6 separate regions of the Mus musculus genome follow, and all the other regions are linked to region 4. The links are chromatin loops, found by intact Hi-C in ENCODE. Cell type or tissue: heart. All regions are shown on one strand.

Region 1 (5,000 bases), 68 kb before region 4:
AACCCTCAAAGATGATAAAATGATAGTGGGATTAAAATCTATGAAGGCGGGATGCACTCATATTCAGAGTTCTGCAATTAGCCTTATCTGCCAGACTGAATCCTTACTTCCTGGTCATTTATCATCTCTGTCACTTGGCTATAGGTCCTAGCAGGTATTCATAATAGGTGCAAAGGAATTTTCCGGTTCCTCTTCGGTATTTGTGCTGTTTGAGCACTTCCAAATGCTGCTTCCTTCCTGTTGAATAGCTTTATTTAGCTTCATCTTAGGTTATTCAAACAGATGAGAGGCAATTACCTTTTTTTTTTTTTTTTTTTTTGGCTTGGTAGTGAGGAAAGCAGAGCTGCTTGCTGCTGGCTAGCAGAATGGAAAGAGTCCTCGCTGCTTGCTGCTAGAAGGAGGGAGCAAGCCCTGGCACAGTGCCATTTCTTTGCAAAACTCAGTGACCAGGTGCTTTCCAGAGTGTGTCATTCAAGACACCTAAGGATGTGATTCCTGTCAGAACTAGAGGCCCTGATTGGAGCAAAGAGGGCGTCCCACAGCTTCAGATAATCTTGCAGGAGGAACCAGACACTGTTTCAGGAAGTAAAATGCCATAAAAGTTGGAAGGAAATGACCCAGGCTTTGCTTCCTGGTTATTCAATCAACAGCTATTCACTAAACATCGTGCGTAAAATGTGCAGGAACAGCGATGGAAACACACTTCCTTGTCCTGAGAAACTAGAATTGGATTCTTTTTACAAATATGAGCAGTAGTATAAGAGAGACTAACAGTAAGAGTTCGCTGAATCACCAGGTCACCAAGTGCCCAGTGGAGATGAGATATGAGAGTGTAGATGACAGGGATGAGGTGCAGAGCTTGGCACCACACACCTGCAAGCCCAGACGCAGGGCACTGAGGCAGGAGCTTGGTTTCCTGACCAGCCTGGGACACAGGGTAAGACTGTCTCTTCTTTAAAAAAAATTTAAAAAGTATTAATTTCCTCAGCTACTAGTAATGGGCCACTTATGTTAAAAGACAGAGATATGAATAAGCCATAAGGCCTGGCAGACCATTGAATAAATCATTTATTTGTAATGCTGTGTGTGTGAGAGAGCGAGTGTGTGTTTTACTACATTGAAGATGACTAGATAATTAAAGATAGAAGATGGGCAATTAGAGTTCTCTAGAGGAACAGAACCCAGAGCCTTGCTGATGAAGGGGATTTCCTAGACCATCTTGCAAAGACTACCCACAATGGCTGTTTGAGCCTGAGAACCTCTAGTTGCTCAGACCTCGGAGCTGAATGACATCTTTAATCTGGTGCTAACACCCAAACAGTTCTTAGAAAATCACTGGTCTTCAGCTGGGTTCCGATGGCAGCCAAGGGTGGTGGCTGCTGCATCAAGGGAGATCCCAGGGAGGCACAAGACAGCCAAGAGAACAAGAGGGCACTGCTCCCCACAGACCTGTCTGTACCTGGGAGTCTGCCAGAAGATGGTGCCCACTGCCCTTATTGAATTCTCCCGGAAAGTAACCTTGCATGCCCATCCAAAGGAGTCTCTTAGCTGAATCCAGAACCTGCTAAGCTGACAAACAAGATTAACCAAAATTCATTCCTAGATCATACATACATACATACACACACACACACACACACACACACACGCGCGCGCGCGCGCGCGCGCGTAAGGAAGATAGACATACATGTAAGGAAGATAGACAGTCTCTAATGTGAGTGTAGTAATGATAGAAATGATAATGGAGGCGCTAACATAAGTGTCCTGATCTGATAGGGAGATGCTCAATGAAAGATGCTAGACATGAGCTGGCAGTGCCTCAGGGGATAAAGTCAGTCACTGGCAAACCTGAGTTTGATCTTCAGAACATACATGGTGAAGCAAAGAGAGAACTCACTTCACAAAATTGTCCTCTGATTTTTACACACTCACAAACGTAATAAAATTAATAATAATAGCAACAAAAATATTTTTCAAAAGAAAAGTAGAAAAGGTGCTATGTGAGAGATGCCATGTCCTTGCTTGGCTTCAGGAATTGACATAACTTGGGCTGTGAAGGAATGAAGAAAGGACATATACCCAGACATGGAGAAGCTAGATTCTCTGATGGAGGAACTGAAGCATCCCAGAAGCTCAGTGAATTTATTATATACTATTGAACTGGAGGGGAGGGGGGAGGGAGGGAGGGAGGGAGAGAGGGAGGGAGGGAGGGAGAGAGGGAGGGAGGGAAGAAGGGAGGGAGGGAGGGAGGAAGGGAGGGAGGAAGGGAGGAAGGGAGGAAGGGAGGAAGGGAGGAAGGGAGGAAGGGAGGAAGGGAGGAAGGAAGGAAGGAAGGAAGGAAGGAAGGAAGGAAGGAAGGAAGGAAGGAAGGAAGGAAGGAAGGAAGGAAGGAAAGGTTGTTGCATACAGCTGAACAAGGAAGTAGGCTTAGCCAATGCTGTAGGAACAGTCTCGGGGGTGGCTACGGTGAACATTTTCTATCAAGAGTCTCAAACTCAGGCCTGAGAAAGCTTTTGCCCTTCTTCTGAGCCTCACCCTGGTAAAACTGGTGCTTTGCCACTCCAATGGGGCTGAGAGTCTTTGACTGGGAAATATCCATGTCAACAATACATATTGACTCAGGACTTTACTAGCTCCCTGTAGGGGAAACTGGTGTCTTCTAACTGAACTACTGGAGAAAGGATCTTCCAGGTAGGAGGAACTTTCATACGTGCTTGGCAGAGGCAGAAACAGACCTGGTAGTCAATCACACCCAGGCTCAGGGTCAAACTGATTTACCATGGGAGGAGATGGGACCAGCAAAGGATGGGAACTGATGGTTTTGTGATCCTAAGAACAACTTTACACTACAGAGCACTGGATATATCAGAGAAGACTACAACATATATGTGTGAGAGAAAAGGTATTTTAATAGTTGAAGAGAATAATTTGTAGTAGAAAATGGTCTCAGCTGATACAACAACCAACAGCCTAAAAGGGACGCAGATAAAGACCCTGGTCTCTGTGTGAATGGCGGGGAGCACGTGTCACAGCAGTGTGTGGACGACAGACAATGACCTTGGGTGTCGGTCCTTTGCTTCCACACCTTTTGAGGCAGAGTTTTCACTGTTCACCAGCACCTGTAATAGCCTAACTAGCCTGGATTCCAGGGCTGTTCCTGTCTCTGTTTCCCATAGTCCCATAGAAATGTGGGAAATATTTCCAAATTCCCATGCATTACTGTATCAGATTTTTATATGGGTTCTGGGAATCCTACCTTGAGTCATGAGCTTACTCAGCAAGCTGGGGCCACTGCACAGCTGCCCAGCCCTCCCCAGCCCTATTCTTTCTTTCTTTCTTTCTTTCTTTCTTTCTTTTTCTTTTTCTTTTTCTTTTTCTTTTTCTTTTTCTTTTTCTTTTTCTTTTTTTTTTTTAAGTCAACACTGTCATGAGGACACTGCAGGAGCCCAGCCTGAGTAAAACGAACCCAGGGCCCTAATGAAAATGGAAAGGTGCGGTGGGGAGAGGATGTGACACAGGTTTGGGGGATGTGATGCAGGGTTAAAAGACAGAGCAGTCTAGATGAAGGAAACAAATGGAAGGTTAGTATAATTCTTAGAGTGAAGAGGAAGGGATGCCATCTCCCATCACACAGTGAAACGAGCCTCCACAGTCAGCATCCTGCACAGAGGCGGACTGGACATCAGTAGACAGGAGTGATGCCGGCTAGTGTTTGCGACATGCTGACACTGTGCTGCCTTCCCACTCTGCTTTACACAGTTCCTCCGATCACCCCAGATCTCCCCATTCTTACTGCTGTCTACAGAGGAGGGAACAGGCAAGCATAGCTATTCAGTAATGTGCTAAATGTTACTCAGCTGGCACGTTGTGGACGTCTGTGCTGCCTGCGTGTTCTACCACTCCCTACATGGTCTCCCATGTCCCTGGCTCCCCCAACCCTGGACCTGCCCTCACAGCTCACTCATCTGCATTTTCTTCTGTCACTACCCTGTTTCCAGGGCTGCCCTGCTCTGTCCCCTAAGTACTAACAAACTGCACTTGTCACAGACTTTCCTGCCATCAGGTGCAAACACAGGATGAGTGCTCAGAAAGCCAGGCTGGCTTAGGAAGCACATCTCTACTCCTTGTGAACTTAGCTGTTCTTGTGATATCCTCAGAACAATTCATTCACTCTAAGAACGCCATGCCTACCATCTGAGGCCTCCATGTTCTAAGCCTGGCCTGTTAAAATCATCTTTAACACACACTAAGACAACAATAGGGATACCTGCATAATCATGTCCACGTGGCACCTGTCACAATAGTGGAGGTACAGAGACAGCCTTGCTGCCTCTGAGTGGATAAAAGAGTAAAGGGGGGGGGGGGAGACACAGTGGAGTTGCCATCCACCCATGACGGAGAGTGAATCGCATCAGTTGCAGGAAGTGAAACAAGCCAGACTCAGAAATAGAAATATTCAATGTCTGCTTTCATATGTGGAACCCAGATTTAAATCTTAAAACTATGAGAAAATAAAGAGAATTTACAGCTTTAAGAAAGAAGCTGCTCCTCACAAAGAGGTGGGTGGAGGATCGAAGCATCAGGGATCAGGAAGAAAAGATGGGTCTTGACCTGGCATGGTGAGGTAAGGATGAGTCAAACAGTCAAGGGCAGGTGCAAGAAAAGGAATGAGGTTGAGAAAGTCAGAGAAGTTGGTGGGGGTGAAATGGATTGGAAGGGTGAAGATCAGTTTAGTTGTCCGTGTTGTCCTAGAGGTAATGAAGAAAGACCAAGAGCGATTGCAGACTGGTGGCTGAACTCCTCTGGCTGTAGGTGATGCTGGAGTCTGAGACAGATACAGACGTGAGAACGACAGACAGCTGGAATGTACTCTTCACTCTAAGAGAGGAAAACCAAAGGCTAAGAGGGCACAGCTCACGCTCCACCAGTAAAACAAAGGGCAGAAGAACTGGGTGGCAGGTTGTTGAGAGTCAGTAGAACCGTGTAGGGAGAAGAAAGAA
Region 2 (5,000 bases), 190 kb after region 4:
TGACAGGCCCACTCATAACTGCAGCACTGTGACAGCCTACATGAGAGCTGCATAAGACCAAGTCAGCCAACATGGCAGTGTGAAAGAGGGAAGGGCTTCTGAGCTTCCATGCATGCTGAGAAGCTACTAACAACTGATGGCTTCTGAAGAAGGAGAGTCGGTTTCCTTTCAGAGTGGCCCTGGGAGGCTGACAACAATCTGGTGCATAGCTCCACACCACGAGTACATGGGCAGCAGCACGGATGGATTACAGAAAAGGAAAAGAGCATGTGAGTGGAGAAGGAGTGGAAAGCTGGGGAACTGAAATCAGGTGGCCAGGCTTGTATGGTGAGAGTCTCTACCCACATCTCACCCGCTCATGACAGTCTACATGGACATGCTACGTTGTATAACAGTCTTGAACATTAACACCTTATGCTTAAGGCAAAGAAGTGGATCTATATAATCGTTCCCTTTGATACTAACTAACTGTACCAGTGAAAGTATAAATGACCTCTGTCTTACTGATCGACTGCTGTGAAGAGATACCATGTCCAAGGCTACTTATAAAGGAAGGCATTTAAATAAGGGCCTGCTAACAGGTTCAAATGCTTAGTCCATTATCATCCTGGTGGGGAACAGACAGGTATGGCATTTAAGTAGTAGCTGGGAGCTTTACATGCCAAAAGTCGGGCAAGGGGGAAAGACAAAGACAGAGACAGAGACAGAGACAGAGACAGAGACAGAGACAGACGGAGGTGTAGGTACACAGTGGACCTATCATGGGCTTTTGAAATCTCAAAGCCCACACCCAGCGACATAGCTCCTCCAACAAGGCCACACCTCCTAGCCCTTCCCAAACAAATTATCAACTAAGGACTAAGCGTGTAAACATATGAGCCTATGGGGTGGGAGTGGGGGTTATTCAACTCCCCCCCACCCCGATCCTCCTAGCCTAAGGAGTCTGACTTACTTAACTGCAATAGAATTTAATGTTCACTCTAAGGTTTAAAATCTTACAGAAAGAAAACTGAGTTCACCAAATTAGAGCTAGCAATTAAACATATCATCCAGGCAGATATAGTGACCATGCCACTAAGTCCAGCACCCAAAGAGCAGGAGGCAGGAGAACTGCAAGTTCAGAGTTTGTCTGGACTTTCCCCAATCACCTATTATAAACTAAAACAAAACATCTCTTCCCACTTGAAAAACAAGTCTCCAAAATGCAACACGCTATCACATCTTCCCAGTTCACCTCTGAACAATGTGAATTTCTTTCTTCCTTTTGTTCTTGTATAATTTCTAAATTTTCTACAGATAGCTTTTACAAAGTAGGGTAGAAATAATAACCAGTAAATCATTAATTATAGATCTATAAAATAGATCTTTTTTATTTATGTGACAAGCTTCTGTTGTAAAGGCATCATTTCAGGTTGAAAATTCATAATGGTCTTCATGTATCAGTTTCAAGAATATAGGCAAAAAAGAAAATCAATAACCTGGTACTTTTGTACTTTATAAAAAGTGGCATTGGAGCCCTTAAATTACAGTCCTGAAGGCACAAGCCTATAAATTCAAGGCCCACCTGGGCAACTTAGTGAGATCTTAGCTCAAATAAAAAGAACAAAGGGGCCTGGGATACAGCTTGGTTCTCCATCCAGTGCCTGCCTCGCATGCACAAGGTTCAACCCAGGCAGGTTGCGAGGTGTCTGGACCAATCATACTCACACCTGCATAACAATCTATAAAGGAATCATGTTCAGAGAAACTTGTGAGAAATTTTTCTTCCTTAAAGGATACATAAGAAAGAGATGGTTCCTTTTCTGAGTGTGGGACTGTCAGCTCTGCATATAATGCCTAACTTTTATTTTATTTGTGTGTAGATGTTTTGACTGCACGTCTGTCTGTCCCCAAAAGGCTCCAAGTGGACTTGATCCTATTTTTTAAAAATCAAGCCATTCAAAAACCCCTCATTCCAAAATAGATCCTTTTCAGTCATTTTCCTATGACAGACAGAAACCATTTTATTCAACAGACTTAGATGATCCTGTCTGACAGAGAAAGAGAGGCTATGGAAAGAAAGCTCTTTCTAGTAAGCCTACTTCCTTCTCTGCCTTCAAATATGGCATCGTCACTGACCTGCACCCTACGCTGATGGAGAGAAAGAGAGGGCAGTTTGGCACTGGAGGTAGGGATATGGCAATAGTTTGCAGGAGAATGGCATCAAACAGTTCTCATATGATGACAGAAATGCTCTTCTTGAGATCTGTATTCCCCAAAGAACTGAAGCCTCACATGATAGGATAGCCTGCAGAGACGACACAGCAACAGAGAAAGAGGTGTCTGAGCTACTGAGGCAATCTCCTCCTAGTGACTGCTGAAGGCTTCATCAGAGGGTGGGTCTTACACATCCAAAAGATTCAAGCACCCATAGCCAAACAGTAGGCTGTGTATGCCTCTCCTGAGAACTGTGTACTTATACAGTCGCTCATCTAGTCCTTGGTGCTGGTGAGAAGAAGAAGCATGCTCAGCAGCATTTACAATTTGCTAAGTTTGACAAATCTGTGCTAGGTAAAAGCATCCAAGAGCAGGTTGGAAACAGAAATATTGGTGATTTTGTGAAAACTCACAATCTCTTAAGGTAAAAAAATTAAACCAGTGAAAGCATGTGATGATAGCTTTTTAAAAGAGATAACGTTTGGTAGTGAGAAAATTAACTAAACATTCACGAGAAGCCATGCAGCTGAAGTCAGCGCACTGACTAACAGAGCAGCTGTCAGTGCAGAGTGGGTTCCTGTGCTAATCCTGCTCTGACTCAGAGCTGAGTCTGAGAACCTGTCAGAAAGGTGCTCTCACAGTTAAGACAGCAGGCAGCAGCTGTGGAGCTCAGCGGGTTGCAGACCTCTCTTGCCTTTCAGACCCCGCTCTAGTTGGGAGCATTCGGGAACCAAGCATATGTAGTTCTTGTCACCACCATAGAGGGCAGTGAACCTCCAGTTCCACTAGTGTGAAGCTGTCACAGGCGGGATGTCTTCTGGACTTAGAATGAAGTCTGCTCTTACAGGGCTATACGGGCATAGTTTAGGTCACAGTGACAGAATACAGCTAGCTGCAATATAATTGATTGCCCCTATCTGAGAATTTAATAATAAACAGTCATTGCATGACTTATATGAACTGAATAAAAAGTGACTATTCAAATTTCTCCTAGGAAAGATGAGAAATAAAGTAGAAAATGAGACAGAAAAGGCACATTTTCTATGCATTTTGAGAGAGATTAAGAGGTAGAAATAAAGACCATTCATTACACATTTTATATATGTATTACATCTTTAACTCATAAACTTGTGCAATTAAACAACAACAAAAGGACAAAGACCACAGGCTTAGAGAAGCACAACGGAGACGCACTAGTTATTAGTGCATTAAATTCACTTTGAATTCTTGAGTGGCTATTTGCACAGTAGTCCCGTTCTATGTAGAACCCCCTGGGCAGCCTGGCTACTTGTCTCTCTACCTCCCCTTGTGTGTTTGGAGGGTGACAGGGCACGACAGTATGCTGTGGATTCCTCCTGTGAGCACACACAGCTCCACACCACAGGCTACTGCTCCTCAAGAGCAGATGTTCTCCCTCATAGCCAGCTCTGCAATGCACAACACCGACCTCTCTGTGGCTCTGCTGCCTCATCTGCATTGTTGTGGATGGTATGATGGTAAATCTCATGTATCAACTGGCTAGGCTATGGTACCTGGTAATTTAATCACAGGTCTAGCATTACTGTACACTTACTCTGCAGGGTATAACATCTATAGTTACTCTCAATCTTACAACAGGTATCATTTAGTAAGCTGTAAGACTAAGGAAAATGCATGGTTTCCTGCAGAAAGAAGAAATTCTGTCTCAAAACTTGAGTATCCACTCTTGCTACACTTCCAGCCTGCTATCATGCCCTACATAATTCAGACTTGCCAGCCCCAACAATGGTGTGAGCCAATTCTTTAAAATAGACCAGCTACAGCTACAGTCATAGCTCCTGCATAGCGATAGTCCAGAGCTCCTTCTGTTTCTCTAAGAGCAAGCAGACCCAGATGGTACCGCCCACCTTTCTGCCTTCTGAGTGGAAACCCCCAATCTCCCCCTCTAAGCTGTGCACCTGCCAAGACTGGACATGGAATCCAGAAGGTCTACAGGACTGAGGGACACATGGTGCCCCTGACCCCAGGGGATGACGTTCAATAGCAGAAGCTGACGGAACCTGATGGAGACAGTCTTCTCTGCCCCTCCTTGTGCGACTTGTTCCCAGGCTGGAGACTGGAGCATAAGAAGGGCCACCCTTTCATTTTTTTTTTCTTACAGTTTTCTATGATACATTTAATTCAAATCCTAATTAAAGTAAAATTTGCCTATGTTTATACTTTTCTTTCTTGAAAATATAATAGAAGATACATAGCAAATCTTTTTTTACACCAAAGCCTTAGACCCTTAGAGAAAGGTCCTCTGCTTTTTTTTTTATTAGATATTTTCTTTATTTAAATTTCAAATGCTATCCCGAAATTTCCCTATACCCTCCCCCTGCCCTGCTCCCTTACCCACCCACTCCCACTTCTTGGCCCTGGCGATCCCCTGTACTGGGGCATATAAAGTTTACAATAGAAAGGTCCTCTGCTTAAATATTCCAAGTTGCTAGAAATTATTCCTGCTTAATATGTTTAATAATAGAGAAAGAGGGAAAAGCAAATGGTAAGGTGGCTAATTTAAACACAAATACAGTAAAGTTACACAAAATTTCAAAGGACTAAGTAAGTATTCCAATGAAAAGACATGGACTGGCAGATGGGACAGACAAAGACTAATGAGACACTGCTTGTAAGAATCATACTTTAAACAACGCAAGCTGCAGAAGTACACCATGTAGACACTAAATCAGATCTGCGAAACCCTATTGGTCAGATAATAAACCCTACTAATCAATCTTAAGGCAGGAAGCACCAACAGATAAAATGCAAAACTCATAAGGACA
Region 3 (5,000 bases), 400 kb after region 4:
GGCTTCACTCATGGTAGGCAAGCAGCCTACCTAACACTAAGGTACACCCTCAACCCGTGTTTTACTTTAGACTTAAATGTATTTGTTTGTTGTTTGGTGTGTGGTGTGGGTGCACTGTGAGCACGAAAGCATAGAGGGGATGTCTGGTGTCCGGTCTCCTCACTCGCCGGGGCGTTCCCTTAACGCAGGGTCTCTCCCTGAATCTCCACCCTCTACCATGATGGAGTTCTAACACAAGCACAATAGGCTTTGTTTTGTTTGCTTTCTTCTTCTTTTTCCTTTTCGCTTTCTCTTTATTTTTCTCCTCCTCCTCCTTTTCCTCCTCCTCTTCTTCTTTTTCTTTTTCCTCTTCTCCCCTCCCCTCCCCCATCGACTTCCTCGGGCTGGCCATCACCTCCTGTCTCCAGGTCTCCACAGCCACATTGATCCTCTGGCTTCAGGGATGCTGGTAGCACCAGCTGGAACGGAGTGCAGAGACACACGTTTCTCAGCTTAGCTTTGGCGTTAGCAGGGAAGGAAAAGAATTCACTGTCAGACTTTAGATGCACATGTACATCTCTGGTGCTGAGGTTCAAAGTGAGAGAGGCTTACCAGGGAAGAGCATCCTTATACTTGAAGTAAGAGATGCAGTTAGTATGCATGGCAGATATGTTAGCCTAAAATGTGACATAATCAGTAAAATACATAACATAAATAATGCAATACTTTGTATGTCTAAGATAGCGTGCTACATCTGGCAGGCAGCTGGCATTTACAAACAGGGACTCAGAGGCTCAGCAGGTTGCCACTTCAGGAAACAATTCCCAAGACCTGGGCACTGCTCCCTTAAAGGGCACAGCACCAAAAATATCACTGCAAAAGGCAATTAGAAAATGAAAGCTCAGCCGGGCATGGTGGCGAATGCCTTTAATCCCAGCACTTGGGAGGCAGGCGAATTTCTGAGTTCGAAGCCAGCCTGGTCTACAGAGTGAGTTCCAGGACAGCCAGAGCTACACAGAGAAACCCTGTCTCGAAACAAACAAACAAATAAACAAACACAAAACAAAAAAGAAAGAAAGAAAAGAAAAAAAAGAAAATGAAAGCTCTTTCTCTGTATTGCTTTCAGAAATGTTCTGGAAAGCTCTGGAAGGGATTCTGTGGTGAACTGTGGTGTCATTTATGGGCCAGCTTCATCTGTAATACTAGGCCATCACATGCAAATGGCATCTCTGAATTCCCGGGCTGTGCTATCCTGGGAGGGGAAGGGGGGCTGCTGCTAAAGGCTGCCGCTAAAGGAGAGTATGATTTGAGTCTCAAGCAGGCTGCTACCAGTCAGCACCATACAGCGCCAAGTTGGCCAGTGTCAGAGACAACCATTGCTGTTATTGTTGTTTAGGTAAACATACAAAATACCGGGGTTCACCATGATATCTTCACTCATAGATACCATGGTCTGTTCTTATTTTCCCCTCTCTCCACCATTGGTTCCGTTCTTCCCTCAGCCAGCCGAAGCCTCGCTTTCTCTTTACATATATCCGTTATCCTTTCTTCATCTCTCAGTTGCTTGCCTTTATGGGCTCAGCCTCTCCTCTCTGCTTCCCCTCTCTAGTTTAATGGCTTGCAAACAAACATAGATGGCACATACATATATGTACACACACATAATTTTAAATTTCTGTTCTGTGTTTCAGAAAACGCACATTCTTTCTGAGTCTGGCTTGCTCTTGCTTAACATAAGGATTTCTGCTTACATCGATTTTTCTGTATCATGATTTCATTTTTCTTTACAGCTGCATTTTAAAAATGTGGTTATTAACTATGTCCTAACCTTTGTAGAGTCTAACCAATCCTGCCCCAGGTAATTGTTTGTAATATCAAGCCTCCTGCCTGTAGCCCTCCACTTCTTCCAATATTTAATGCGTAGGAACTCCTTTTTCAATGTCTGCCTTCCAGGCGCTCCCTGGAAACTGGTGGCGCCGCATCGCCCCCTGCCGGCAAAGTCTCAGAAACCTCCTTCTAGGTTGCCTGGCTCTTTACCGCGCGCGAGAAAGAGGCCACGTTTGACAGGTCTCTTCTGTGCTCTGTCGCTGGCCCTGAGATTCAGAGTCAGGAAAAATGGAGTCTTAAGCTAGATGTCTTGGTTGAGGCAGTAATCCCATCACTAAGGAGGTTTAGGCAGGAGGATCCTAAGTTCAAAGCAAACCTGGGCTGCATAGTCAGGCCCTACCACAAACAAAACCACTATCCACTGCCATTGGTCTTTGGAGATGTTTGTTTCCTTCTGGGTCTCGTCCCCTTTCTTTCCATCAGGGTTTCACTGTGAGAGAGAATGTCAGTAACATTGATACGGAGGGTTAGAGGAGGCTTCAAATGGGTAACAAAGATGAGAGAAAAGATGAGAGACAAATCCAGGATATTGTCACTTGCTGTAAGGAAGAGAGCAGGCATACAGGGAAAAGATAAACCGGGAGGCAAGTCAGTACAGCGGAAGGTGCTTGCAGGGCATATAAGTGAATGATTGGCTCTGGAGCTGGAAACTAAGCACAGAGCCCACGCATGCAAGCACTGGCATTCCCGCTGGGCCACACTTCCAGCCCTGGGTTTATTTCTGAAAAAAAAATTTCTTTATTTCTAATTTGAGAGGGGGAGGGGAGGGGGAGGGGGAGGGAGAGGGAGAGGGAGAGAGAGAGAGAACACGTTATTCTTCCGAAATCTCACCATTTTCCTTTGAGATAGATCTTTCATTGGCTGAAGCACACCAGTTTAGCTAGGCTCGAAGGATCGTCCTGTGTCCACCTCCCCAGCACTGGGTTCATAATCTCACTATGCCCGCCATTTTTCTACGTCGGGTTCTGGGGTTTGAACTCTGCTCTTTGAGCTTGTGAGGCAGCCGAGCTGTCCTTTAAGTCTCAATATGCAATTTTTGCTTTTGTGATTTGTCCCCTCGAAACTGCCCGATGTCTGTTTTGTTTCCTTGTTTGATTTTTGCTATTTTGAGTTAGCATCTCAAATTGTCAGACTGGCCTTGGACTTACTGTGTAACTGACAATGGTCTTGAAGCTCCTGCCTCTAATTCCAAGCACAGTGTCACTGCTGTGAGCCACCACACCTGGCTCTGCCCTTTTCTTAACTACAATTGTTTGTTTGATAGGTTTTTATTTTCCGTGTTCCTGTGCCTACTTGACATTTCCTATTTCCTTCTTTAAAAGTATCCTTTTCTTCTCTTCTCTTCTCTTCTCTTCTCTTCTCTTCTCTTCTCTTCTCTTCTTTCTCTCTCTCCCTCCCTCTCTCTCTCTCTCTCTCTCTCTCTCACTCTCTCTCTCTCTCACTCTCTCTCTCTCTCTCACTCTCTCTCTCTCTCTCTCTCTTTCTTTCTTTCTTTCTTTCTTTCTTTCTTTCTTTCTTTCTTTTTCTTTGTTTTTGAGACAGGGTTTCTATGTATAGCCCTGGCTGTCCTGGAACTCACTTTGTAGACCTCGAACTCAGAAATCTGCCTGCCTCTGCCTCCCAAGTGCTGGGATTAAAGGTGTGCGCCACCACGGCCGGCTAAAGTGTCCTTTTCTAAGCTGGGTAAGGTGGTAATTCCTGTAATCACTTGGGATTTGGAGAAAGGAGGGTTGGGAGTTCAAATACAGCCTCAGCTACAAAGCAAGCTTGAAGTCAGTCTAAACTATATGAAAGCCTATCAAAATTAAAAAAAAACTTTGAGATTTTCCTATTGTATTTAAATATTTTCACTCCTCCTTCATCTAGTTTTACTACATGTATTTTCATTTGCATTCTTTGTCTTCATTTTGTAATTCAGTATCTAATCCTTTCTCATCTCTGAATTTTCACACAAATGCTAGCTACCCAGGAATAGGTAAGAGACGGTAAGTAAGTCAGTCAGTCAGTCAGTCAATCAATCAATCAATCAATCCCTGGCTCCCTGGCTGCACTGGCTCTGTCCTGTAAGCCCCTGTGCTCTTTACCAGCACCTGCAAGGACTGTTTGTTTCTAATTCTCCACCCATTTCCCACAAAAGTTCACAATCAAAATGATTTTACTGGGGCCGGTGAGATGGCTCAGATTTTCACTGCCTTTCTCTCCACATTCCCAGTCTTACAGCCTCACAATCAAAGTCAAGCTGCCCCCCTGGCTCTTTACTACATATAAAGACTGTGCAAGGGCTGGCAGGATGGCTCAGTGGGTAAAGACACTTGGGATCCAGCCTGATGACCTGAGTTTAATCCCCAGGACCCATACAATGAAAGGGTTAAATCAGCTTCTTTAAGTTGATCTGACCTCCACATGTGCACCATATCTCACACACACACACCACACACACACACACACACACACGCACACGCACACGCACACGCACACACACACATGCACACACATGCACGCACGCACGCACACACACACTAAACAAATTAGTAGATATCAAAAACAATTAAAATCACTGACTCTCCCTCGGCTCTCTAAGGTCACACCTGCTCTGTCTTCATCCAGTTTGTGTCTCCCGTAAGTGTCCCCATGCGTCCATGCTGGGGACAGCTATCGCCTGAGCTGAAATTAACACCCTTTCAGGGAAATATAGTTTTTTAGAGCACAGTGAAATGCAAAAGGAAGGACCAGAGTTTTAAAATATGTCTTTTCTATAGAAATTCAGATGGTGCTGTCTGGGCAGGTGGGAGCTACGGGCATGCGTGAGAAGAGAATTATGCAGAACCACCACTTGTGCATGGCTCGCAATCTGCAGCTTTCCACCACTTGTGCATGGCTCGCAACATGCAGCTTTTCACCACTTGTGCATGGCTCGCAACATGCAGCTTTTCACCACTTGTGCATGGCTCGCAACATGCAGCTTTTCACCACTTGTGCATGGCTCGCAACATGCAGCTTTTCACCACTTGTGCATGGCTCGCAACATGCAGCTTTTCACCACTTGTGCATGGCTCGCAACATGCAGCTTTTCACCACTTGTGCATGGCTCGCAACATGCAGCTTTTCACCACTTGTGCATGGCTCGCAACATG
Region 4 (5,000 bases):
GAAGGCATTCTTCTGTGGCCAATTACTGCTTCTGTCATGGTAGCATTTTGTTCTAACTTAAAGCATATGTCTGCTTCCTAACACACAGCTCAGAAGCACAGTGTGGCCCAAGGGTTAAATGCATTCCTTAGAAATTAGACAAGAGACGACTCCTTGGAAGTGTGCAGGTGCAGAATTACAGCCTGCCAACTGCTCATCATGATGCCACACCAAGCCTTCTCTGCAGGTTCAGCTACAATGCCATTGTAGTCCTGTTTTCCCATAAAAACAAATGCAAATAGAAACATGAAGTGTCTCTTTTGTCAGTTAAGAACCGTGCACACTGTGTGTTCAGCACTAATAAAATGATCAACCACAGCTTAAAGTGATTTTTTTCAAGTTCTTTCCAATAACTGCCTGAATTCAAACTCTGATCCCAGAGACAGTTGAGAGGCAGATCACCTGATTGACTATCAGACAAGCTACCATTCCCTCCCAGGAGGCCAAGCGGAGCTCTGCAGCCTAACAAAGTCACTCTGCTAGATGTACACATGTGCACGGCCTAGAATGCCAAGAATAATGTAACTGGGAAAAGGACGAAAACCAAGCATCGGGCAGAACGAAAACCAAGAAGCCGGAGATTTCCCAACCAGCACAGGCTCAGGAAGACAGACACAGTACATATATTGTTCTTTGCTTTTTATTTAGTCACAACACATCAATACAACAGAGGTCAAACCTAGTTCAGAGGAGCTGTTCAAATTATACCTTCTAAAGGGGTAAGCCTGTAAAACAATACTTTTAGAGCCCAAATCAAAATTTTAAAAATGAATGAGAAGGCAGAGAAGCCCTTTTAAGTACTGCAAGAACCACATTTTCATGCACCAAAAGGAAAACACAACATAAAAATTTCCACTTAAAAGAAAATATGGGAGTTCTAGGAAAATCGGGTTGTGTTTCACAGGCACCAAGCTACTTTCAGACTCCGATCGCTTACGCAGGTCGACACTGGTGAACGGTGAAATCCGTGAGACTGAGAGTGCTTAGGGCTGCCAAGTGCAGGCAAGGTCTACATAACTGTCTTGCTTGCTGCCAACGCTCCAAATGGGGACCTAGACTACCAGCAGCTGTTTCTAAACCTGAAATATCAGAAGAGAAAAGCCAAGCAGGCCACAGTAGCTGGTCATCTGGATTCAGGGCACAGACACCTTTCTCCCTTCACCTCACTGCTCTGAGAGGCAGAGAGAGAGCCAGTGCTCTCCAGTAAAGCTGCGCATCTGATTTGTCAACGCTTTGTTTGCAAATATAATGCTTTGCTGACCCTCCCTCCCCAAAGAATACCACTTATACAACACCTCGGTCCATCAAAGTAGTAACAAAATCGTGTTAACATTGAGCATAGTGGCGTGCGAAATTAATCCTCAAAAGATTACAACTTATACACACCAGGAAACAGACCCCAAACACTAATGTTAAGATTCCCCACGCTGAGGCAAACGGAATCATTCTCAGACAGACAGGTTTACAAAATAAATGAGGCACAGAACAAACAACGGATCAAAGTGTTGGTTCGTAATCACTACCTCAATTGAATCTTTTAAACAAAAATTAACAACTAATTTTTTAAAACTGCTAATGCATGACATGATAAAAAATTAAAGAGAAAAGTAAACCAACAAACTTTTAGTCTTTAGAAAAAAATTATCTGAAAATGTACCTTTTTCCTGACTTACTGGCGACTTTAGGGTGGTGTTGACAACCGTCCCAACACACCTGGGATTTTAAGCTTTCCCCTCCCTTGTTCTACAGCATCAGTTCTTTAGAAAGCTCCGATCTCTGTCCCCCAAGGTCTATAGGGCTTGCCAAGGTTTGCTGCCTGCGTGGGTGTCGAAGGGCTCAGTAGGTGGAAGGAGCTGAAGGAAAAGGGGAAGGCTGAGAGCGAGGCCACAGAGGAGAGCAGCGGTGGAGACAGTTTGGAGGCCGAGGTCACCACGGGAAGCACCGGTCCCAAGCCGCCACTAGGGGGCGCTCGCAAGGCCGGCGCCTCCGGATGGGCAGAAGCCAGCCTGCCCTGGTGATGCGGCTCCGTGGGTGACGCCGCGGTGCCAGCGTTCCCGTGGCCATTCTGGGGCAGCAGCAGAGGGTGTGCGATGTGTGGGTGATGTCCGAAGGCACTTCCCCAGGGAATGTGTCCGAGGCCACCGTGAGCGCCGCTCGCGGCTTCCCGCTGGGATGCGTAGTTGTTGAGATGGGAGACCAGGCGAACGCGAAGCGGGTCGGAGGCATCGAGTCCTTCAATGATGCTCAGATAACGGGCAACTTCGGCCAGGCATTCCCGAAACCCCAAACTCCGATAGTCCATAGCCAGGGCGTGCGCGTCAAAATAACCTGTGCACAAAAACAAAGGAAAACCTTCAAGGCTCTGCTCATTTCCTGAATTTCTTCCACTCCAAAGTTCTTCCTGGCAACTCCATACAGGATTACAGCACAGATCATGGGTCCTGGAAGCTCAAATATTTTGAAGCTGACCAAAATCTTTGCATTAATCAACAGTATATGTTTGCTAATGCAAGTTCAAAGCCCAATTAGAAGCTGCTGAGCAGAAATTGGAATTATACCCTACCAGCAGATGAAACTATGTTCCCTCCTTTAATGTTTTCCCTCAACAACAACAAAAAATACATCAAGGACAGAGAAACCACAGAGCAGTGAAATTCATTAGACACACAGATGTAAGTTATCATCGTGGAGCTTTTAGGCACTTGGTCCTTGGTGAAGAATCTGGTGGCTGGAGACAGACACGGGCTTCAGTCTCTCACCCCGTTAGATTTTTTTTTCCTCTCTATTTAGCCCCAACATGTCTCTTTCCTCCAAATTCTTTTGGCAGTTCGTTTTCTAAATCTGTATATAAAATTCCGACTATCTAGTTGTTCTTTTTAATAAGCCATTTCCCAATCCTTTCTTAAATAGCAACAGACAAACATGAGTGACTTGACCTAAATCAGGGCTGTCACAACCGGAGGAGCTCCGGGAGACAGGCGCTTGCTGAAAGGTGCATTAGCTCAGTTGAAAGAGGATTGGGGTGATGTATTCACTGCTCAAGAACCCATGTGCTGTTGAAGGTGCACTTGGCTGGCAAGCACATACTGCTCTCCCCACCCCACAAAGCAAAGCAGGCAGGGACTGCACCAATCCCAGACTGCGCTTGCTACCACCCCCACCCCCCACGCCGAGCACGCAAAGCCCCAGCTGAACTGGAGAGGAATACCTTTCCCTCCTGCAGTGTGCAGCATTTTCAGGTGATCCACAGTCATCTGCAAGATCTCAGCTTTTTCTAGCTTAGCAGATCCCTAAAAAGAAGACAAAAGGCTTATCTGACACAAGTGCCTTTGGAGAACTTAAAATATGCACACAAATATACATACATGTAAAATACAAACGTAAAAAAAAAAGCAAAAGTCACGTATATCCACAAAATCTGTGGGAATTTGTGTAAGAACATCCAACGACTTGGCACAAATGAGGTTAGAAGCACGGAGGGGAGGGAATCAGAAGGTGCCGATGGCTACACTCAGCGCTCTCATACTTCCATTACCTGCTTCTCAAAGGCACTGGGTACCAGCCTTCTCAGCTCAGACAAACTGTTATTGATTCGGTCTCGTCGGCGCTTCTCGATGATCTATGGGAAGCAGACAAAAACAAAGGAGGGCATTTACGTTATGACTGTACATTCCAACGAGAAGAAATGTGGTTCTTTCCGTTAGTTAATTAATTAATATAACAATGTGCATATATATTTAAATTATTGGGGGGGGGGGTACTCACGCCTCTCCGTCTTTTCCTGGCCAAAACCTGGGACGATGTCGTTGGGGACATGGAACACAGCGCCGAACTCAAGTTTCTGTAAGATGGGAAGCAATTGCCTTGAGAAAGGAAAGGAGAGCCCTCCTACACCAGATTTCTTTGGCAACTTGAGCTGGAGGGCTCGGGGACGATTGCTCCCAGCCAGCAGCTGCCGGCCCACGACTCCCGGCAAAGGGAACCCAGCATCAGCGCACCCCATCCTCTCCTCCCGCTCCGGATCGGTCGGACGCCGCCAACTCACCCATTCTCGTCCGCGCTCTCCTTTTCCACCTCGATGGTCTCGTCCAGCTCACTATCTGAGGAGCTGTAGTCTGGGTGAGCTCTCTTCATGGTGGCGGAGCGTGGGCTCCGAGGAGGGTCGCGCGGCGGGCAAGGAGGAGTTAACTGCAGTGGCCGCTCAGCGCTCGGCTGCGGGAGGTGCGTGCACACTGATCCCACTCACGCTCAGTCTCCGGTTAAAACTCAACCATCCCTTTCCCACGCTGCGCCCCTTCCCATGGATAGGGGGAGGGCGGGGAAGGCGGAGAGGTTGGGGCAGGGGCGGGGCCACGGCTCCCGGGTAACCGCGTGCCCCGGCCAATTGGCGCCTCGCTGCGCAGATTGGCAGCCGCATGGGGGCGGGACGAGCGGAGGCCGAGGCTGGCTGCTCCCCGCCCCCGGAGCCCGCCCCTGCCCGGCGGCAGTGCGTCGGCTCCGCAGGAGTTCGGCTGGGGGCCGCGGGCGGCGGTGGGCCGGCGGCGGGCAGAAATGGGGGGCCGGCCCGGGACACCAGCCCGGCGATAGCCACCGCCCCGCCCAGCCCCACCCCGCGCGCCCGGATTGGCCTGGCCGTGTGCCAGGGCCGCGCCTGCAGCGCCGCCGGTGAGCCGCACGCGCCGCGGGCCGTGGGAAAGTGCCGGCGCCCCGGCCGCCAGCCAATCCGGACGGACGGCGACGGCGGCGGCGACGGTGGCGGCGGCGGCGGCGGCTGCTCTGGGCGGCTGCTCTGGGCGGCTGCATGAATGGAGAAGAATAGCCAGGCGGGGGAGCCGGGCTGCACGAGGGCGCGCCTGCCGGGCTCCTGGTGTGAACCTGTAATCGGAGTCCGGGCGCCGGCGGGCCCCGGAAGCCACCGCCCGCGTCCCGTTCTCTGCACTGCTGCCGGTGCCCCGCGGCTG
Region 5 (5,000 bases), 60 kb before region 4:
TCTCTCACAGAACCTGGGTCTTGCTGGAGTTTGGCTAGGCAGATGGCCAACGAGGCCTAGTGATCCTCCTGCCTCCGCCTACCCTGCCCTGCCCTATCACTATGGTTACAAGCAATCAGAACCAGTCCTGGCTTTTTATGTGCGTGCTGGAAAACTTGCTTGCACAGTAAGTGCTCGTACCTACTGACTCACCTCTCCAGCTACAAGGTTTTGGGTTTTGGTTTAACATTGAAACATTTTCTGTACTATTCTCCCATTTAGGAGGAACCCTGTCCTGTCTTCAGTACTAAATTCTTAGAGAAGTTCAGTTTCCCAGGGAAGGCAGCTTAGTTCAGAGAACAGTGCAACCTTCCCACCTCCACCCTGGCCTGGCACACAGCTCGCCCATCAAATGTCTACACTGCAGAAGACTCGCTCGGAAAAGGTTCTCAGGGGACCACCAGGAAGGAGGCTAAAGTGGGGAGTGCTTCCTCTCACTGTAAAAAGTGGGACAGAGGACTCAACATGAGTCAAAATTAGCCTCACTGGACCCAAGTAGAAGTAGAAGTCTGTCTCTGAAGAGGTGGTTCATGGTAACTTCTGTTCCTGTCTGCCACAAGAGCCCCCATGCCTTCAGGAGATAACGCCTCTCTCTCTGTCTCAGCTCTTTGCCCTCTGAATAGAACACGGTCTTCCCCAGAAACAATCATGGTGACACTTTAGCTTTTGTCTATACTGGGTGAGAATTTCTTGGTACAAAGTACAACCCCGGCTGCCTGATCCCACTCCCAGGGAAGTGACTGCCTGGGAATATGACCAAGAAAATGATTTAGAGCACAGGCCATCCTACCCTCATCACTTCGTGGTGTGATAAGCCTGCTACTGTGTCTAAGTGACTAAAAATAAATACACAACACACTTGCCAAAAGCTGCTGGCCTGTCAGAGCTGTTAGAAAATCCTGATGGCTGTAGTAGTCACTCTTTGTATGAAAGGATGTAATGCACAAAGGCCAAGGCCAAAGGTGACCTGCCCTAGCCAAAGAAACCTGTGTGCAGTGAGTGTGCACACAAGACACAATGCCCAAGCAAAGCCAAGGACACCAGCTTCAGATGGGCAACCATCTTTCTTTTCATTGCTTCTGCGTAACAAATGATCCTAACAGTTTTACCACAAGCTCCTCCGGGCCTGTTGAAGAGCTAAGCATGAACATCCACAGATGACAGAGGTGCTGAGAGGCAGGTGTTCCGAGCATTGTTTCCTCGAGCAGTAGGAGAGTAAGTTCCTGAATCCCTGGTCTCCTGGTGTTCTCCCTGCACGGCCAGATTCTTCCGGCAGCTCACTGCCGCCGTGTTTCTGGTGCAAGACCACACACCTGAGACTCATTCAAGGCTGCTACATATTAGGTATTCCCACCTGAAAGATTTCTAGAATATTCTACAGAGAAAAAGACAGTAACAACCACGAGACTCTAAAACTTGATAATGCATCTAAAAATATTGTCCAAACTAGTAGTTAGGTGCTTGAAGCCTGCATACGATAAGAATTCTCTTTGTTTTCTAGTTTTAAAATTTAGTGGGCTCAATATATTACACAACTGTAATGCTCTTCCAGGTAAACTCTCAAAATTAATCCAAGAGAGATTTGCTTACCTAAGCTTCTCATTTATTTTCAGAGTATACTATAGTTTAATTATTCTGTTGTTAATTATTCATTAACTGCATAGTATACTTTAATTATGCTGTTATGTAATTCCTAGTGGAAGACGTAAGATTTTTGTTTAAGTGGGGAGAGGGTATGGTTAGCATTTTTCTTTTGGTTCCTTTGGGTAGTGATGTTGGTGGTAATAGTGGTGAAGATGACCTTAAAGTAGCCTTGATCCGGGTGCTGGTGAGGCCCATTAAAAGAGCTACTCCCTCTGCTCAAAGAATAGAACCTACCTCTGGCCTTGGGAAGAGACCTGACACTCTAAGTTATCAAAAATATAAGAGTTAATATAGCTAGACTTGTCTATCAGCAGGTAGAGGCAACCTCGGGAAGGTTGTCTCACCTTAAGACATGCTAAAGAGATGGGATATCCTTTAATGGGATAATGTACTTCTCCTTCCCACAATATACAGCCCTGGTTTCATGGCTGATAAAACCATATGACCCTGCTGAGGTCTGCCCCATTTCATGAGAGAGAGAGAGAGAGAGAGAGAGAGAGAGAGAGAGAGAGAGAAATTTTCATGCTCTCCCGCCCCCAGGAGCCATAGACCATCTAACAAAATTCCCAACTTCAGACACATGCTCTCTTTTGAGTTGTTGGTCTGCACTGTTCAAGAGAGTCCCAAAATATTACAGGCTATTGCTGCTGCCCCCTAGAGGTGGGAGGTACGGCTACTGTTGAAGATGCCGTGCGTCTTTATTTTTTTCATTTTAAAGGTGTTACTAGTTTTATTTGACTACCTTTTTATTTATTTCATTTATTTATTTATCATTCACATTAAATCTTGGTCGCAGCCCTCCTTTCCTCTGCCCCGCCCCCCCACACACACATACAAACCCCTCTCTCCACCACCCCTCCCCTTCACCTCTGAAAAGAGGGAGCTCTCCCCCCAACCATACCAACCCACCCTGGAACCTCAAATCACTACAGGTCTAGGCATATCCTCTCCCACTGAGACCAGACATGGCAGCCCTGTACTTTGGACACACTGTTTCGGGTCTGCATACTGGGTGCTTTCCACAGGGATTGCAGGACTTAGGTAAAGCCAGAACAGCAGAAGAATTGCAGCTCTCTGAGGGGGAACAGGAGCAAGGAGGGTTGTCAGGCCTCTTCTGCAGCCACAGCTCCCCCGGAGTTGGTGGCAGGAGGCAGGCAGCCAGATGCAGCGGGCAGCTAGGAGCCAAGGTCATGACCACCGAGCAGGAAGTTGCAACGAAACTTCAGGAGAAAACACTCATCCCTTAGGGTGTTACAGTTTAAAATAAATAAAAATAAAACACAGTCACTCTCACATGGTCTTTGGTAACTTTATTCCTTATGAGTAGGATCTTATAAACATTTTGGGGTGCATTGGGGTCTAAAGGTAGATGTTTTCTGTTGGCTTGGTCTGAGATGTTAGGGATGCCTCATCTGCATGTCGAAGGAATTTGGGTGTTGTCCCTACAGTGACTGATTGTCACAGTCCTCTCCATGGCATGTTGTGGTCACATGTTCCAGGACAGAAACCTGGCCAGGAGTAGATTGCTGGGGTTACTGAATCGGCTCCATCTTCCAGGTTTTCTGACTGGTAGCATGGTCCACAGCCTCACACTAGCTTCCATGGTACCAAGATTCCAAAAGAGGGAAGCAACCAACACTCCTACACGACTATAATACCTATGAACCACAGTAGAGTCATGATGTCTACGAGCCACAACGACGACCAAGACACCATAATTATCCTAAGGGTATACAGTAGTGGCATACAGACCAAGGGTAACCAGCAGCTCTCTGAGTTGACTTAAAACACAATCAACAAGAGAGAACTCACACCTGGTACTGAAAACCTGACTAAGTACCCAGGGCTAATGATAGATCTTGAGGAGAACCCACAGTCACCACTTTGCTAAACTAGCATAATATCAGTTTAAATGTTTGCTCTCATGCAGATTAGTTTTCACTCCCCCTTAAGGAAATTTCTCTTTGCAACAGAGACTGTTACAGAAAATCACAAATGACCAAAAGTCATGGAGCCTCAACCAAACTGATATACCTGTAACACAACACCTCCTCAGGGGTCACAATGGGAGAGGAGCAGAAGGGTGGGACGAGCTGGAGGATCATGAAGTTTCTCCTAGAAATGGCAGAAGCTACATCCATAACGTTTCAACAACTTGGGTTGAATACATTCCAATAAACATTTAAAAAATACGACTCCAATAAACATGGTGATATGGAAGGAGGAGAGCTCCCGAGGCCTCGGCCCTAACAAACAGCTATAAACAACTAAGGAAAGCAGAGAGCAGAAGAAATATCCTCCGTGGGAAAGAACACGCCAATCAGTTATCCAATACCAAGTTGTAGTTATGTATTCAGGAGTGTGTGTGTGTGTGTGTGTGTGTGTGTGTGTGCGCGCGCGCACACACACATGCAATAATTAACAAAAAAAGGTCATGAATTTGAAAGAGCAAGGTGGGGGTACAAGGAGCAGTGGAGGAGGGAAGGAAAGGGAAAATTATATATAAATGATATTATAATCTCGAATTCGTATTTCAATAGGAAGAATCATGAGAGGGAGCCCTGATGTCTCCAGCAACATGTAGAACCCCAGATGGGACTCTCCAGAAGTTTTCAGTAGCGATATAAAAATGTTTTTTTCTGGTAGGTAATAATAAAATTATGGTAACTTCATATCAACAAGTTTCATATCATTAGCCAAGTTTGTGCCCTGGGTATGTGAGGAGTATGTGAGGAGCAGGGTCAGGCATTGGAGAGTATCAGAATTTATTATGCAAACCACTTGATTTCAAGAACTACTGCTGGTCACCTTGAATGGTTCTATTCACTTTTTAATAGTTTGCCTTGTCTCTTGATTTTTTTTTTTTAACAAAGTCTTACTATGTAGCGGAGGCTGTCCTTGAGCTCACAACCCTCCTGTCTCGGCCTCCCAAAGCACTGGGCTTACAAGTGTGTGCCGTAGCTCTCTTTACTCCATTGTCAAATTACCTTTCTTGCCTATCAAATATGAGTTCCAAGGTAGTGGGTAGCATAAAAGAAATTAATACAATTGAAAGGCAATTTTATATTCCATGGAGCCATAAACCTTGATGTGACCAAAACAAAGACAGCAAAAAAAATAAAATAAAGGAACCAAGTAGCAACTAATTAAGACATTTGAAGTGGAAGGGTCATTATGCAGGCACCTTATCGGCAATGAAATAACTTTTCCAGCATTGGATATATTAAGAAATATTTTAAGAGAGAAAGAAGAGAAATAGAAAAAAAAAAGACATGAACATAGAATAAAGAAGACAAAGCAAGCATAGAAATCTTTTT
Region 6 (5,000 bases), 250 kb after region 4:
CCACACTACCAACAGTCAGGCTCACCATCCTCAAAAAGAAGGCAAAACCCACACTGACTCAGTCCCCAAAGCCTATAAATCAGGTTCTGCTCAAATCTGATTAGTTTCTTTTATTTCCTGTTACTTAACGCTAATTTTTTAAAAAGTGAGAAGGCTATAATCACAGCCTGAAAACAATATGAACAAAAAATGAAATTTTAATGTAACACTTAGAAGGAAAAAAACCCAAAGACATTAAAAGAAGGTAGCAATTATTTCTGAGCAAAACATGGGTGCTAATAAAGACCTACAATCAGAGAAACTAAGTCCAAGCTGAAAGTCGAAATGGAGCTAAATGGGTCAGATCATATGATTACCCTTCAAATATAGCACATGCTAACTAGCTTTCCTTTGTGAAAATGGACTACTTTTAACCAAATTTTAAGTATTGATAAAAGCTTACTCCCGGGGCTGTAGAGATGGCTCAGTGGTTAAGAGTGCTGACTGCTCTTCCTAAGGTCCTGAGTTCAAATCCCAGCAACCACATAGTGGCTCGCAACCATCCGTAATGAGATCTGACGCCCACTTCTGGAGTGTCTGGAGACAGCTACAGTATACTTACAGATAATAAATAAATCTAAAAAACAATAAAGTGCAGGTGGTGGTAGCACATGATTTAAAAAAAAGAAAAGCTTGCTCCCTTGTGAAGTCTATCTACTTCAATTTACTATTTCATTGCCTTTTGACAATTTTCACTGTAGAAATGAATGTTTCAGAAAAAAATTATTATTAACTCTTAGTAACTATTTCAGAATTCTACAATGTAAAGAAAAGGGGATGGCATAAAATCAGAACTATATTTTAACATTCCTTTACAAACTTAATAATTTCTAAGATATCAATGATTTGTCATGTGTTCAATAGGAAACTGGGAAGAAAAAAACTGGAAGGGTAAGAATGAAGCACATAGCTGGGCAGTGGTGGCACATGCCTTTAATCCCAGCATTCCGGAGGCAGAGGCAGGTGGATTTCTGAGTTCGAGGCCAGCCTAATCTACAAAGTGAGTTCCAGGACAGCCAGGGCTACACAGAGAAACCATGTCTCAAAAAACCAGAACTAACTAACTAAATAAATAAATAAATAGAATGAAGCACATGATTTTATTACATTTATATAAAACATATAAAATAAGATCATTTCTTCTTTTATATTGAAACAAATCCTTTGGTATTCATAAAAAACTCAATGACTAATTTAAATCTTTTATCATGGACTGGAGAGATTGCACAGTGGTTAAGAGCGCTTGTAGAGGACCCAGGTTCCATTCCCAGCATCCACACCATATACACACAAACATGCAGGCAAGACACTTGTGTATATTAAACAAACTTCTGTTGTTTTGGTTGGATTGGTTGGTGTTGTTTGGTTGGTTGTTTGGTTTGGTTGGTTGGTGTGGTTTGGTTTGGTTGGTTGGTTGTTTGGTTTGGTTGGTTGGTGTGGTTTGGTTTGGTTGGTTGGTGTGGTTTGGTTTGGTTGGTTGGTGTGGTTTGGTTTGTTTGGTTGGTGTGGTTTGGTTTGGTTGGTTGGTGTGGTTTGGTTTGGTTGGTTGGTGTGGTTTGGTTTGGTTGGTTGGTGTGGTTTGGTTTGGTTGGTTGGTGTGGTTTGGTTTGGTTGGTTGGTGTGGTTTGGTTTGGTTGGTTGGTGTGGTTTGGTTTGGTTGGTTGGTGTGGTTTGGTGTTGTTTGGTTGGTGTGGTTTGGTTTGGTTGGTTGGTGTGGTTTGGTTTGGTTGGTTGGTCTTTTGAAACTGGGTCTCTCTTCAGACTCCTGGCTATGCTGGAACTCTCTATGCAGACCATGCTGGCCTTGAACTCACAAAGAGTGCTGGGATTAAAGGCTTATGCCACCACACATAGCTAAGTAATTTTAAATTAAAAAGAAAAAAGGAAGGCAGGGAAGGATAGAGGGAGAGAGAAATTTTAACAAGAAAGTAAAAATACTTAAAATTTGTATGAAATCCATCTTAGATATTTTGAAAATTTGTAAAACTACCAAGTGTCCTATAGTGTCAGTATTCTCAATACTCTAAAGCAGAGGGTGGTCTACTGTGCAAACCACTCTCTGACCGTGCTGAAGAGGGAGGGACAGGACGCCCTCTAGTGTAAGGAAGCAGCAGTACTAGCCACAGAACACCAAAAAAAAAAAAAAAAAAAACCATTCTTTGCTCAACACTGCCATCTGTGGGCAGTTAACATGGGTTATAAACTTAACCGTCCCCAATGCTATAAAGTCATAGTGTCTAAGTTGACATAAGAGAGATTTAGAATTCAGGAGGGAAAGACTGGGATGTCACTCAGATACAACAATTTATCACTGGCAAGGTCAGGCTGTGATGCCCTACCCCACAAAGGAAAAAGAGACAGAAAAATACATGTACAGAACTATCTTCAGCAGATGTCTACCCGTTCCTCATATAGCAGAATGAGCTCTGTTGACCACAATAATGAATAGTATTTGGCCCTTATGCTCAATAACTGAAAAAATAGCAGCATCAAAGCTGGGAAAAGATGTGGCCACATGAACACACAAGTAACCATAGAACCCACAGGTCCTTTAGATCCAAGTTTGCTTTATATAGTAACACCCACAAAATTAGGACAAAAAAATTATGTGGATCAATTCTGACTTCTTAGCATATATGAAAATCCAACAGGGAAACCCATTATTTTTAAGACTAATGTAATATATGCTAAAAAAAAAAAGTTAGTGTGTATCACTTGAAATTTCATTACTACATATACATATTTTCAAATCCAAAAATAGGCATCTGAGTTGCTATTTTTTGCATAATTACTCAACCATCAAACTAAGTTTTATTACAATTTAAGTCAACATATATTCTTACACACATGTATGGATTCATGCAATAATCCTAACCTTGCTTTTTCCAAGAGTTGTAACTACAAAGACAAAATGGGCTCAGAAATGACTTCATGAAACTACAGAATGGTCAGCGTACTATAAGACAGTGGTGAAGCAAAGCCCAGACCGTTCAAAGGTGTTTCATACAGTTGGTAGGCTCACTAAGGGTAGACGAGTGAGTCCCTCAGTGAATCATGGGAAACCCATCTCAGGGGAAAGAGCTTCATTTAGGAAACAGCAATGTTCATCTTCAGAGGAAATCAAGCATAAACCATCTTACTAATGAACTCTTACCTAAACCCCAATATGCATGCTAGAAGTGTAATTTTTGTGACTACAAGTATATCTTATAGCTTATTTATCAAGTAAAATATACAAACATCAGCAACTTTGACTTAATATCAGGGATGAGGAATATCAATCCCAGTTCCCAATTCCTGAAGGTTGGTTTAGTCACCTGACATCAAGAAACTAGAGTTCAGCAGCAGGCACTTGCACAGGCATGTGTTAGGCCCTGAGTTCCACCCCCAGCAATGCAGACCAGTAAGAGCAAATACACACATGATGAAAACGGGGTGAGGTGGTAAGAAGACGGACGTCACAGCACAGTCCCTGGGAGGTCATCTGGACAGGCACAGTAGACCTGTCAGAGGTGAGCTGTGTGAGGCTTTCTCCCAGTGGACACCCTCTACATTTGCTTTCATAAGCACAAAGTTACAAACGCCCACCGTAGCATTATCAACCTGAGCATTTGCAAGGCAGGCCTTTTCTATTTAAGTAAGTTATAAATATATATATAACCATAATATAAAATATTAGCAGAATTGTTAATACTGTGTATACAGTGAACATATGAGGCAATAAGGAAAGACTCAAAATTACACTTAGGTAAATATAGCAATTTTCAGTAGTAACAACTAAACTACGTTATGTTTACTGGCAAGGGCTACTTTCAAGTGCTTTAAATAATGAATTGTTTAACCCTGCAATAGTCTCATGGCTCAGCTTTCTTTTATAATAAAAGGAAAAGGAGAAAACAGATATGTAGTAGTTTTTCAAAAAATACAGCTAGAAAGATGGCTCAGTAGTTAAGAACACTGGGTTCAATTCCTAGCACCCACAAAGCGGCACACAATCATCTACACTCCAGTCCAGAGAATCATCTGCTCTCCTGAGCATGCAAACGTGCAAACATGCACATGAAAACTTTTTAAAATTTTAAATATACCTAGTAAACAAAACAAAACCAAGAATTTAGGCCAAGACTTTGTGAATCCAAGAAGTATAGTGTTTTGCAGGGATGTAACTGCAAACTGTATCTATCTACAACACAAGCCAACTGTGTTTTTAATGATATATATGTTGTGGTTTATATATATATATATATATGTATAATTATATGTATTATATTATGTATTATATATATATATATAATCCTTGGGAATGATACCTTCCTGTGCTTTTTAAGTCAATGTTACTTTTATACTTTGTAAATAAACTTTTTTAAAAGTCCTGATCACACAGTACTTCTTCATCTTCTAATTTCAGGGTATTTTTCAATTAATTAAACCCAACTCTAAAAAGTGATGTGAGATTTTGCTCACAAACTAAATCCCTAGCAATCCCTAACAACTGCTTCTGTGCCTCACCACAAATGTTAAGAAAGGAACGCAGCAAAACTTCCAGCAAATACTAAACTTAAAGCTCGCGGGGTATTTTGAGCTTCCTAGCTATTCTAACATCATTTCTGCTCAATTACTATGATGGACAAGCACATTTAACTAAGAGCCCAACCTATCCTATGTGTGTAACGGCTTGTGAGTTGTCACAAGCAGTAACAACTCAAGTCCCTGTGTGACTGTGTACTACTTATCCGTACATCCACTTGGTAAACCTGATACTTAGTCTCCATTGTCAGCCCAACTAGACAGTAGAATCATGGAAGAGACACATCTCCTGTATGTGAGGGTGTTTCCAGACGCAAAGGAGAAAGCTCACCCTGAATGTGGGCGGCACTACCCCACAGGTCCATTCAGAAAAATGGAAAATGAGAAGGAGAGCTGCGAATATCACTCATCTCCCTCTGCTTTCTGGCTCCAGG

What was found. A loop is a pair of places that touch in the nucleus more often than their neighbours do. Peaks named below come from ENCODE experiments on the same cell type or tissue, not always from the same donor. Only the 100,000 strongest peaks of a DNase experiment are listed, where the experiment ranks them.
Region 1: a loop joins it to region 4, with 5 times the contacts of the local background. A loop is called at or near these places in 13 of 42 quality-filtered maps.
Region 2: a loop joins it to region 4, with 2.4 times the contacts of the local background. A loop is called at or near these places in 5 of 42 quality-filtered maps.
Region 3: it touches region 4 in a loop (11-fold over the local background); 5 of 42 quality-filtered maps call a loop at or near these places.
Region 5: it touches region 4 in a loop (4-fold over the local background); 13 of 42 quality-filtered maps call a loop at or near these places.
Region 6: it touches region 4 in a loop (6-fold over the local background); 28 of 42 quality-filtered maps call a loop at or near these places.

Annotation. Positions count from the first base shown.
Region 1 is chr3:8,595,053-8,600,052 of GRCm38, forward strand. No RefSeq gene overlaps it. Among named protein-coding and RNA genes, the nearest start is that of Gm32496, 30 kb to the right of the region's middle. In heart, no CTCF peak of the experiment used is centred here; a DNase peak (open chromatin) is centred at 459; H3K27me3 peaks cover 149 bases.
Region 2 is chr3:8,848,118-8,853,117 of GRCm38, forward strand. All of the region lies in intron 2 of Mrps28 (mitochondrial ribosomal protein S28), which reads right to left. Among named protein-coding and RNA genes, the nearest start is that of Gm52600, 50 kb to the right of the region's middle. In heart, a CTCF peak has its summit at 2,942; no DNase peak of the experiment used is centred here.
Region 3 is chr3:9,065,291-9,070,290 of GRCm38, forward strand. 4930539M17Rik (RIKEN cDNA 4930539M17 gene) reads left to right here. Exons shown (of 3, transcript NR_040597.1): 2 at 1-41. Among named protein-coding and RNA genes, the nearest start is that of 4930539M17Rik, 5.8 kb to the left of the region's middle. In heart, a CTCF peak has its summit at 1,977 (motif pointing left); no DNase peak of the experiment used is centred here.
Region 4 is chr3:8,662,698-8,667,697 of GRCm38, forward strand. Hey1 (hairy/enhancer-of-split related with YRPW motif 1) reads right to left here and starts at 4,341. Exons shown (of 5, transcript NM_010423.2): 1 at 4,085-4,341; 2 at 3,805-3,880; 3 at 3,575-3,658; 4 at 3,248-3,329; 5 at 662-2,367. The coding sequence starts at 4,173. The coding sequence ends at 1,799. It overlaps LOC115489673, which reads right to left. Exons shown (of 2, transcript XM_030252957.1): 1 at 4,527-5,000; 2 at 4,227-4,381. The coding sequence ends at 4,241. In heart, no CTCF peak of the experiment used is centred here; DNase peaks (open chromatin) are centred at 2,004 and 4,504; H3K4me3 peaks cover 4,556 bases; H3K27ac peaks cover 2,762 bases.
Region 5 is chr3:8,602,220-8,607,219 of GRCm38, forward strand. No RefSeq gene overlaps it. Among named protein-coding and RNA genes, the nearest start is that of Gm32496, 23 kb to the right of the region's middle. In heart, a CTCF peak has its summit at 2,343 (motif pointing left); no DNase peak of the experiment used is centred here.
Region 6 is chr3:8,914,311-8,919,310 of GRCm38, forward strand. The region is part of intron 1 of Mrps28 (mitochondrial ribosomal protein S28); the gene reads right to left. Gm52601 (a long non-coding RNA gene) reads right to left here. Exons shown (of 2, transcript XR_003954436.1): 2 at 2,607-5,000. Among named protein-coding and RNA genes, the nearest start is that of Gm52601, 6.8 kb to the right of the region's middle. In heart, a CTCF peak has its summit at 2,224; no DNase peak of the experiment used is centred here.